Regions from separate parts of the Homo sapiens genome. Here region 2 is linked to region 1. A link is a contact called in ENCODE Hi-C data. All regions are on one chromosome and are shown on one strand. Each heading gives the region's core, a stretch centred on a gene start or an enhancer-like site at or near the end of the contact. The rest is flanking DNA. Distances are from core to core; before and after follow the strand shown. Region 1 has its middle 110 kb from the start of MBL2. Region 2 has its middle 730 kb from the start of ZWINT.

Region 1 (4,346 bases), core at 864-3,363:
AGCCCCTTGGTACTCTCACAGTCCTTTCTTTTTCTCAGTGAGATCTCGCCCTCAGAAAACTGCTTGTAAATTTCTATAATGCTAAAGTGTAACTGACTATGTGTTGCAAGGGCAAATACAAATTATAAGTAAGATTCTTAATTCTCCCTGTTGAAAATAAAGAGACTTCCCTCCCTTTTCCTAGACCACTTACTTTAGAAAACTTATACTGTATGTATAAGTTCTTTCTCTTTTTGAAATGTATGTAAATCTTTTTAAAAGCAAAATAAGCCACTTGGCAAAATAGTCTTTCTCAAGGACCTAGGAACCGTGTCTTTCAAATGTAATCAATGAAGGTAGGTAGCACCATATCTCCCAGTTTCCGTGGGAGGGTAGGAACCCAACTTTGGTGAGCACCTTAATTCAAGTTACAAAACTATCTTCTTCCATAAAGATATGAGAAGCTTATTTTTTCTTTTGTACAAATCAATTAATTAACACAGGTAGATACCACAATTACCAGGGGATTTTAAGATGAACTATGTGTGAAAAATGGTGCCGTCAAGTCCTCTTACTTGAGGACTAGTTATTTTTTACCTTGAGGGCACGTGTAGAATGGGTTTATCGGCTTGGCTATATCAAAGCGTAAGATTTCATTCTGTCTTTGCAAATTCTTAGCAGACTATTTGTGATACGCATCACATTCTGGTTTAATGCTTATTCAATAACAAAATTGTTTTCTTCCTCTTCTAAGTTTGTGAAGAAGTTTTTTGGGTTGGGATGAGATTTTGTTTTTAATTATATTTTCCAATATAATATACTTTAGGTTCAGAGACATTTGTATTTTAACTGGTGCCAAACCTTTAAGATTAAAACACTGAATTGCTATAAACTTCCAAGAACCAGTGAACTAAAATGGGAGGTTTATCAGGAAGTCTGGGAAGAGACATGTGTTAAAGAAAAACTTAAAGCAAGTTAAATTTAACAGAGTTTATTTGAGCAATGAAAAGGCTCTAAAACAGGCAGCACTTCAGATGGAAGATGGTTCAGAATGGTGAGCTGTATTTATAAAAAGAAAGAGACAGGAAATTACTTATTACAGAGATTACCTGATTGTTGCAATTCTGCATTTGCCTTATTTGTGAGGAATTTGGCAACGTTCAACCTGGGATTGGCTACTATGGATTGAGACTCCATTGCTTGGTTACAAAGGCATACTCTTAGGTTAGGTTAGAACTTGCTTTCACGCCAAGCTGTGCTGCAGTTCACTACATAGAGAGAAACTTTGGCCCAAATTTTATTAACCAAATATGGAAGGTGCTTTGAGCTAAACTTAAATAAGTTTAACATATGATTCAGGGCCAGGTGTGGTGGCTCACGCCTGTAATCCAAGCACTTTGGGAAGCCAAGAGTTCGAGACCAGCCTGGCCAACATGGCAAATCCCCATCTCTACTAAAAACACAAAAATTAGCTGGGCATTGTGAAGGGGGCCTGGCTAAGGCAGGAGAATCGCTTGAACCCAAGAGGCAGAGGTTGCAGTGAGCTGAGATAGTGCCACTGCACTCCAGCCTGGGCAACACAGTGAGACTCCATCTCAAAATATATGTAAATAAATATAAATATAAATATAAATATATATATGATTCAGGAATACCTGAAGTTCTACACATTAACCAGTCTCTTGGGAGTGAGGAGCACTTTTCTTGGAAGGAAATAGCTGCCCTCCAGTATTTGGTAACAGTCTGCACAGGTTTGTAGCCTAGGAGCAATAGGCGATACCATATAGCGTAGGTTATGTAGTAGGGTCCTTCATCTTTGTTTGTGTAAGTACACTCTGTAATGTTTGCACAAGGATAAAATCGCCTACGGACGAATTCCTGGGGATGCGTCATCAAGCGAGGCATAGCTGTGGTTTCTTACCTGCTTTCTCTGTGGCTTCCACCTTCCATCCGTAAGGCTACTTTCCACAGAGTACACAGAGTCATCTTTTTAATATGCCGAATTACATAATTCTATGCTAAACCCTCCGAAGATTTCCCATTCCTCTTAGTACGTCAGTGACGGTAGATATTGAGACCACCCGATGGAAGAAGAGCGCGTAGGATGTGTTCTGTGACCTACATGCCTATGTCCAAGATAACAAAGGTCAGTACAAATGGGAGTAGAAGGTTGTCATTTCACCTGTTATCCCCTAGATGGTAGTGTGGAACCGCGCAAACTTCTACCTCCGTTGTGATTTCTATGGGGCATTGATGGTGCAGTTATTTTAAGTTGAATCTTCAGGCAGCCTGAACTAAAATCGACAGGAGTTCCTACTTTTTTTCTTTCTTTCCTTTTCCCGCTCCCTTTCTCCTTTTTCAAGAGTGCTAATTGTAGCTTCGAAAACGTGCGCGCGCGCACATACACACGCATCCCAAATGGCAAAATTCTCAAGGTGCTAGATTCTCTCAGAAAAGCACGTCTGCTGTTCCTGAATGTAGACTAAACAGGGTTTCACGTCCAGGAGATGGGGGCTTAGGGAGGGGATCTTCCAGGGAAAGCATTCGAGCTCCCTGGAGCCACGACTCCCTTTAGTGGCTTGTGTCTGCAGTTGAGGGCTGCCTGGCAGACGCCCGGACATTTGGGAAAACAGTCCAAGGTCTTGCAAATTTCATCCAAATTCATCACTGTTACAAAATGCTGCTGTTTTCTTTCTTTTTCCTTTTTTTTTTTTTTTTTTTTTGAGACGGAGTCTCGCTCTGTGGCCCGGGCTGGAGTGCAGTGGCGCGATCTGGGCTCACTGCAACCTCCGCCTCCCGGGTTCAAGCGATTCTCCTGCCTCAGCCTCCCGAGTAGCTGGGACTACAGGCGCCCGCCACCACGCTCGGCTAACTTTTTGTATTTTAGTAGAGACGGGGTTTCACCGTGTTGCCCAGGCTGGTCGCGAACTCCTGAGCTCAGGCAATCCGCCCGCCTCGGCCTCCCAAAGTGCTGGGATTACAGGCGTGAGCCACCGCGCCCGGCTTCCTTCTTTCTTCTGAGGGTGAACTTCTCTAAATGTAGAAACATTCAGAGAATAGGTGGTCACAGGAGAGCAGGTTTGCGCTGGCAGTGAGGGTGGGGTGGCTGGTTCAGAGAACAGAACACACCGGAGCTGTTGATCATTTCCCAGGGAATGGGAATGGAAACAGAGTCACAGGAGCTCCTAGTTGCTGTCGTTTCTTTCAATCAGTGGTTTTTGTGGAGGCAAGAGGCTCCATTGAGCTTCCCGTGGGCATTAGGCTACATAATTTGCAGGTCCTAGAGAAAAATGAAAGTGCTAAGCAAAACAAAAACAAAAAACAAAAACAAAACAAAAAAAAAACAACAAAAAAAAGAATTTTAATACTGGGACTGCAGAGCATTAAACCAGATTGGTCCTCCCAAGGACAGGACCCTATGTGACCACCGCTCTGTTCACACCCATAAAGCCCGTAAAGCTCTGCCACCGGGCATCCACCTTTCCCCCATATTCAGTGCGATATGCTTGTATTTAGCCTTGTCTGTATCTCACTTTCTTAAGCTTTAGGGAGCATTGATTGTGGTATCTTGGACCTACAGGAGAGGTTTTCTCAACAACCTGTGAAAGGAGCTGCTCGCTTTGTAGAAACCATGCTCCTAACCCCTCTTTTTATTCATGTTAATTTAATGTCTGCCTTGATATTGTTCAAAGGAGCTTCCTCAAAATTGGGTGTTTCTGAAGCCTAGGAACAGACGCCTTCTGTTTTGTTCTGAAACAGGCTTCTAAGGAGGAGAATCCTCGATTTGGAAGGGCCCAGGTGAGGCCATGGTTGAACTCAGACCCAAGAAGAGAGAGGCTTTTTATCTGCCTAAAAGCAATCTTGTTTTGGTGACAATGTGTGGGTGGGTGTTTGGCTCTTTTTTAATGCAAGGAAAAGATGTTAAGTTTCAAAAGTAATTTTTGTTTTTCTTGGTCCAAAGTTTTCCTTCTTCCTTTTGGACAACATTCACTTAACTTTCTGCCATAAGTTAATTCAATTATTCTTTGACTACAAATGGATAAGCATGAATTTCATTGATGTGATCAATTTTTAGTAATTACACCACCTTCACATGTGAGATTTCACTAGTCCTTACAGCATCCATGTAAATAGACCTTCTCATTGCCATTTTCCAGAGGAAAAATGGCGGTTCAAAAGCATCAAGTGAATGACTCCAAGATCACACAGCTAGGATAAGGTGGGGGACTTACTCAGGTCCATGCAGACCCCCTTATTCCATATTCATGCCTGCTCCACCATACCATGGTGCCATTTCCAGAAATAATTTCTTGGTATAGGGATATCAAAGTTCGACTGTTAATCCTTACAAATTAGAGTCTGTACTT
Region 2 (4,346 bases), core at 908-3,407, 2.7 Mb after region 1:
AAGACGATTTGCATACTTAGACGCCCTTTAGTAACTTTAAGAGCCTTTGCACAAGGAAGTTGTATTTCTTATATTAATACCCTTCTATAAGTGATATTTTCTGAGGATTCTGCAACTATTTCCAGATAGACAATGAAGAATTAAATTCTAAAACTCAGAAATATAATGGAAAGTGGATTTATTTTTTCCTGTCTAAAGTGATCAATTATGTTTCCAACTTATTTTTACGTTTTTGCATGGTATATCAGCTATTACTTAAAGCCACAGTATCAAACAGAGGTGGAAAAAAACGGAATTCACATTACTGTGGTCCTTTCCTACAATTCCTTTGAGGAAATACGTGTGTGTGTGTGTGTGTGTGTGTGTGTGTGTGTGTATTATCTGTATATCATATGTATATATAAAATATTGTCTGTGCTATTAGGAGCCCAGGTTCTGTGCTGAGCACCTTGAGACTTGTTGTGTAGGAAGTAGTGAAGAATCGGTAAACAGAATAGAGAATCTCAAGACCAAAGGAACCCGTGAAAGGCAGTTATAGCTGTACGTTTTTTCCTTGTTTAGTTCCAGCCTAACCAAGGTAGGGTCTTCCTTGCTTAGTCACTTGAAGCCTTTCAACAGTGACATCAGCTTAACTTAATAATTCCACACTGCATACAAATATCAAAACATCAGAATGTATCCCATAACTATATAACAGTTATGATTTGTCAAATAAAAATAGTATTTTTAAAGTGACATAAACACAAATTCTGCCAGACAGCAGGGTCCATATTTATTCATTTTTGCACAACTGCCCAGCGGCCCTCCCTCTAGCGGCGGTCAAGGAGTCTGTCTCTCTCTTTCACTTGGTGTGTGTGCGCTGGCGCGTTTATGTTGGGAAGGTTGATCACTAAGAGAGCTTACAAATATCTGTAGGCTCTCCTGTGTAACCTCCTTCTCTTCCTAGCCAGGGCCATTCACCGGTAGGCTCTCAGGCGCCACTTCTAGAGCATCCTCTGATGTTGGTCCTGAACTGGGAGAGTCTGACCAAACTTGACGAAGAGGACTGTCAAAAGGCGTTAGAAACTTCGGAAACTGGCAACAGTTACGGCATTTTTGCTCTGCGAAGAATACGCCCAGAAGGTTCAGAAAGAAGTCGGGAGTGGGGATGGGGAGAAAAACATTGAAGGGCTATGGAAAAGCGTCAATAACATAAACTGACTTTAATTTTTCTTCATAGAAATGTTTCCGGTGAAATTTTCTAAGAAATCAGGGGACAGTTAATTTGCTTGGTTGACGCTCACACTCCTTGCTCTCACTAAGTCTCAGGTCTTCCAAGCCTAGCACTCTGTCAAAATGCTTTCGGGTTGAGGGGGAGGGCTTTCCTGGATTCCGCGACCACAACCCACCACCCCAAACCCCACTTCCCATGTCCTTGATTTTTGAGGCTTTTTGGGAGGGCATGATTTCAGGGAACATTACTCTTGGCCAGCTCAGGGGAGCATAGTCGGAAATCTTCGGTTGTATTCCTGACTCAGCCTGGGTGCGGAGCGAGCGCGGACAGGAACCGAGATGCAAAGGCGGACGCAACCAGCGCACCCGCAGACGGCGCGCGGCAAGAACCACCTTCTAGCCCTGAGCCTGCGGTGCCGGGCGGGCTCAGGAGGCTAGTGGGGTATTGTGATCACTGGGACATCAGGATGAAGGGGTCACTCCAATCCCTTGGAGATCAGATTCTCGGGGACTCCATGGCCAGACCCGAACGGCGCCCTTCACATGGTGGGTGGAGAGGGTACTCCTTGGCCGAATTGACCCCTCCCTGTCCCGCAGGGTCAGCCCCGCGCCCACCCACACATCCAGTCTCCGGGAACAAAACTCTGTCTGGATCTACACTGACCCGTTGACGCGCTTTCCCAAAGGAGGAACGACACCAACAAAAGCAGAATCGCTCGTGGGAGATTTTCTACCAAGAACTGTTACCTCCCTCCCCGTGTAATCGGTTTCCACTCAAAAGGATGCGGAAAGGACCTCATCCTCTGCTGTCCCTTTCGATTGGCCCGGGACTGGGCGAAGCCGGGAGCTGCAGGGAGGGGAGCCCCGGCACCCCAGCCTCTGCCCAACCTCCCCCAGCACGGCGGCCCTCGGCCCTCGTCACCAATTCCTAGGCAGAAAAGCGCGCGGCCGGAGCGCGCAAGTCTTGGCGTCCGGAAACAAGTGTTTTCCGCTCAGTCATGGCGGCTTCGCCAGTCGAACAGAGCGAAAGGGCTCTGGGCGACCCTGCGACTTCCACCAGACCGCGAGCCCGGAGCACCGGCGGAGGGTGGCCAAACGCGGGCCTAGGGCTCCCCCAGCGCTTCCGGGCGCGCCGGGAACTGCAGCTGGTGCGCCACTGCCTTCCCCGCGCGGTGCCCAAGAGCGCCAGTAGAAGGAGGAGGTCGGCACACCTGCTGTTCCTGCTTCCTTCCCAGGAGGCCGATTCTCTCCATCCCAACTCGCTCCGTGGCTCCTGCTTGCTCCTGTTCCCCCTCCCGACTCCCCGGGTAACAGTCGACCTTAGGGTCACAGCAGGGTGGGTACTAACTAGCACACAGTTAGCGTGGACTCTGACAATCCAGGGCTCATAGGATCACGTTTCCAAAAGCGCCGAGGAAAGGAACTTCCCTTGACTATGCCCAGAAGGATCAACTTACTGTGTGTTTGCGATCAATCATAGCAAAGCTGCCTTATGTAACCTAAGCACGTCCTTGCCTTTGTTTTTGTTTTTTGTTTTTTTTCATGCCTTGACAAGTCAAAGAAACAAGATTTGTAGTACTGTGTAGACTAACAACTGTTTCTCTTCTACAAGATAATTAATATATTTTATTTATTTTCTCTTCTAAAATAGTGAAAATAACCTTGGTTTAATACACATAATAAAGTACATTTTAATACTAATTGATGGATTAAATTTACAGGACAGTACATAGTATTGAATTTCCACTTATAACCTGCTTTTGTTATAAAAATAATGAAACTCATTTTCTTAGATATAAATATATATACACACACATATATATATAAACTTATAGAAACAATAAGCTTCAAATTCACAGTACATGGCAAATATAGTCAATAGTTCTAGTGTAAGTCAAAAGAAAAATAATGTCCTTACTCTCTCTCTCTCAAAAACTGTGTCAGAATTCAACAGAGCAATTGATTAGAAACCATACTCAACATATTTATTCACAAGTAGTAGTAAACTCAGAAAAAAATGTATTGGTAGCTTAATAATTTATATTTCCTATAAATCTCATTTCTTACAACAACTTTTAAAAAGTGCCTTGACAAGCCAAGTATGTTCTTGAATATTTGAACAGATTGTCTTAAAATGTAGATGTTTTTTTCTGCCATCATCAGTGATTGTCATAGCAAACAGATGCAAATAGCATCTGCTTCCATGGCAGATGCCAGGATGGTACTAGCATCCTTAAAATGTCCACAGAGTCTGTCTGGACAGTGATTAGCATTTTGTGGGCCCACTCGTGCTGTGTCAAGCTCTGCAGCAGTAGTAGAGATACTGTTAAACAACCCGATGTTTTATGATTACTAATTATGGCAACAGTACTAAAATATAACAATGATCTTAATGATATGCCTCTTCAAATTATATTTAAACATTTCCCAATTACCCTTACACTAACTATAGCCAATGAACAAGTTAAGAAAATTTAGGAGGAATAGATAAAAAGATGTACATTTTTAATTGTTTGTCCCATTCCTTCAGTTGTATTTGTCAGAAATACTATAACTAACATTTATTGACTATTTCTTGTTTGTTTAGTTCTACATGAAACTTTTTATGCACATGGCCACATTATTTCCTAACAACAAATCCGTGAAGTCAGGATGATTATCCCCATTTGTAAATAAGGAAACTGAAGCTTTCAAAGGTTGTAATACTGTGGACAGATTCCAAGAGCTGGAGAGGCAATATGCTGATCAAAGTCTGGAGTTCAGGATGTGATTGTGATAAACAAAATAATGGTCTCTCAAAGACATCTACATCTTAATCCCTGGGACCCGTGAATTTTTAAAGTTATATTGGCAAAAAAGAATCAAGGTTGCCAATAGAATTAAGATTCCCAATCAGCTGACCTTAAAATAGGGAGATTATCCTAGATTATTGGAGCAGGCCTAAAATCTGGAAAAGAGAGGCAGAAGAGGAGGTCAGAATGATGCTGTGTGGTAAGGAATCAACCTAGTATTGATATCTCTGGGTTTGAAGATGGAGGAAAGGGGCATGCATGGGCCAGGAAACGTGGGTGGCCTCTAGAAGCTAGAAAAGGGCAAGGAAACAGATTCACCCTAAGAGAAGGTCAGCACCTTGT

The links. A loop is a pair of places that touch in the nucleus more often than their neighbours do. Pooled maps may share reads with other maps.
Region 2: a loop to region 1 is called in a map of PC-9, with 30 times the contacts of the local background. The contact joins two enhancer-like sites. A Hi-C loop is called at or near these places in 2 of 168 maps with a recorded cell type or tissue (PC-9 and endothelial cell of umbilical vein), 3 of 37 single-sample maps with no recorded cell type and 4 of 50 pooled maps.

What each region holds. Positions count from the first base shown.
Region 1 is chr10:52,882,263-52,886,608 of GRCh38, forward strand. No RefSeq gene overlaps it. Among named protein-coding and RNA genes, the nearest start is that of MBL2, 110 kb to the left of the region's middle. RefSeq lists an enhancer at 1,963-2,677. Within about 2 kb of position 2,114, at least 3 of the 41 ENCODE cell types and tissues checked have a DNase peak (open chromatin) inside an H3K27ac peak, as active enhancers do.
Region 2 is chr10:55,629,059-55,633,404 of GRCh38, forward strand. No RefSeq gene overlaps it. Among named protein-coding and RNA genes, the nearest start is that of ZWINT, 730 kb to the right of the region's middle. Within about 2 kb of position 2,158, at least 3 of the 41 ENCODE cell types and tissues checked have a DNase peak (open chromatin) inside an H3K27ac peak, as active enhancers do.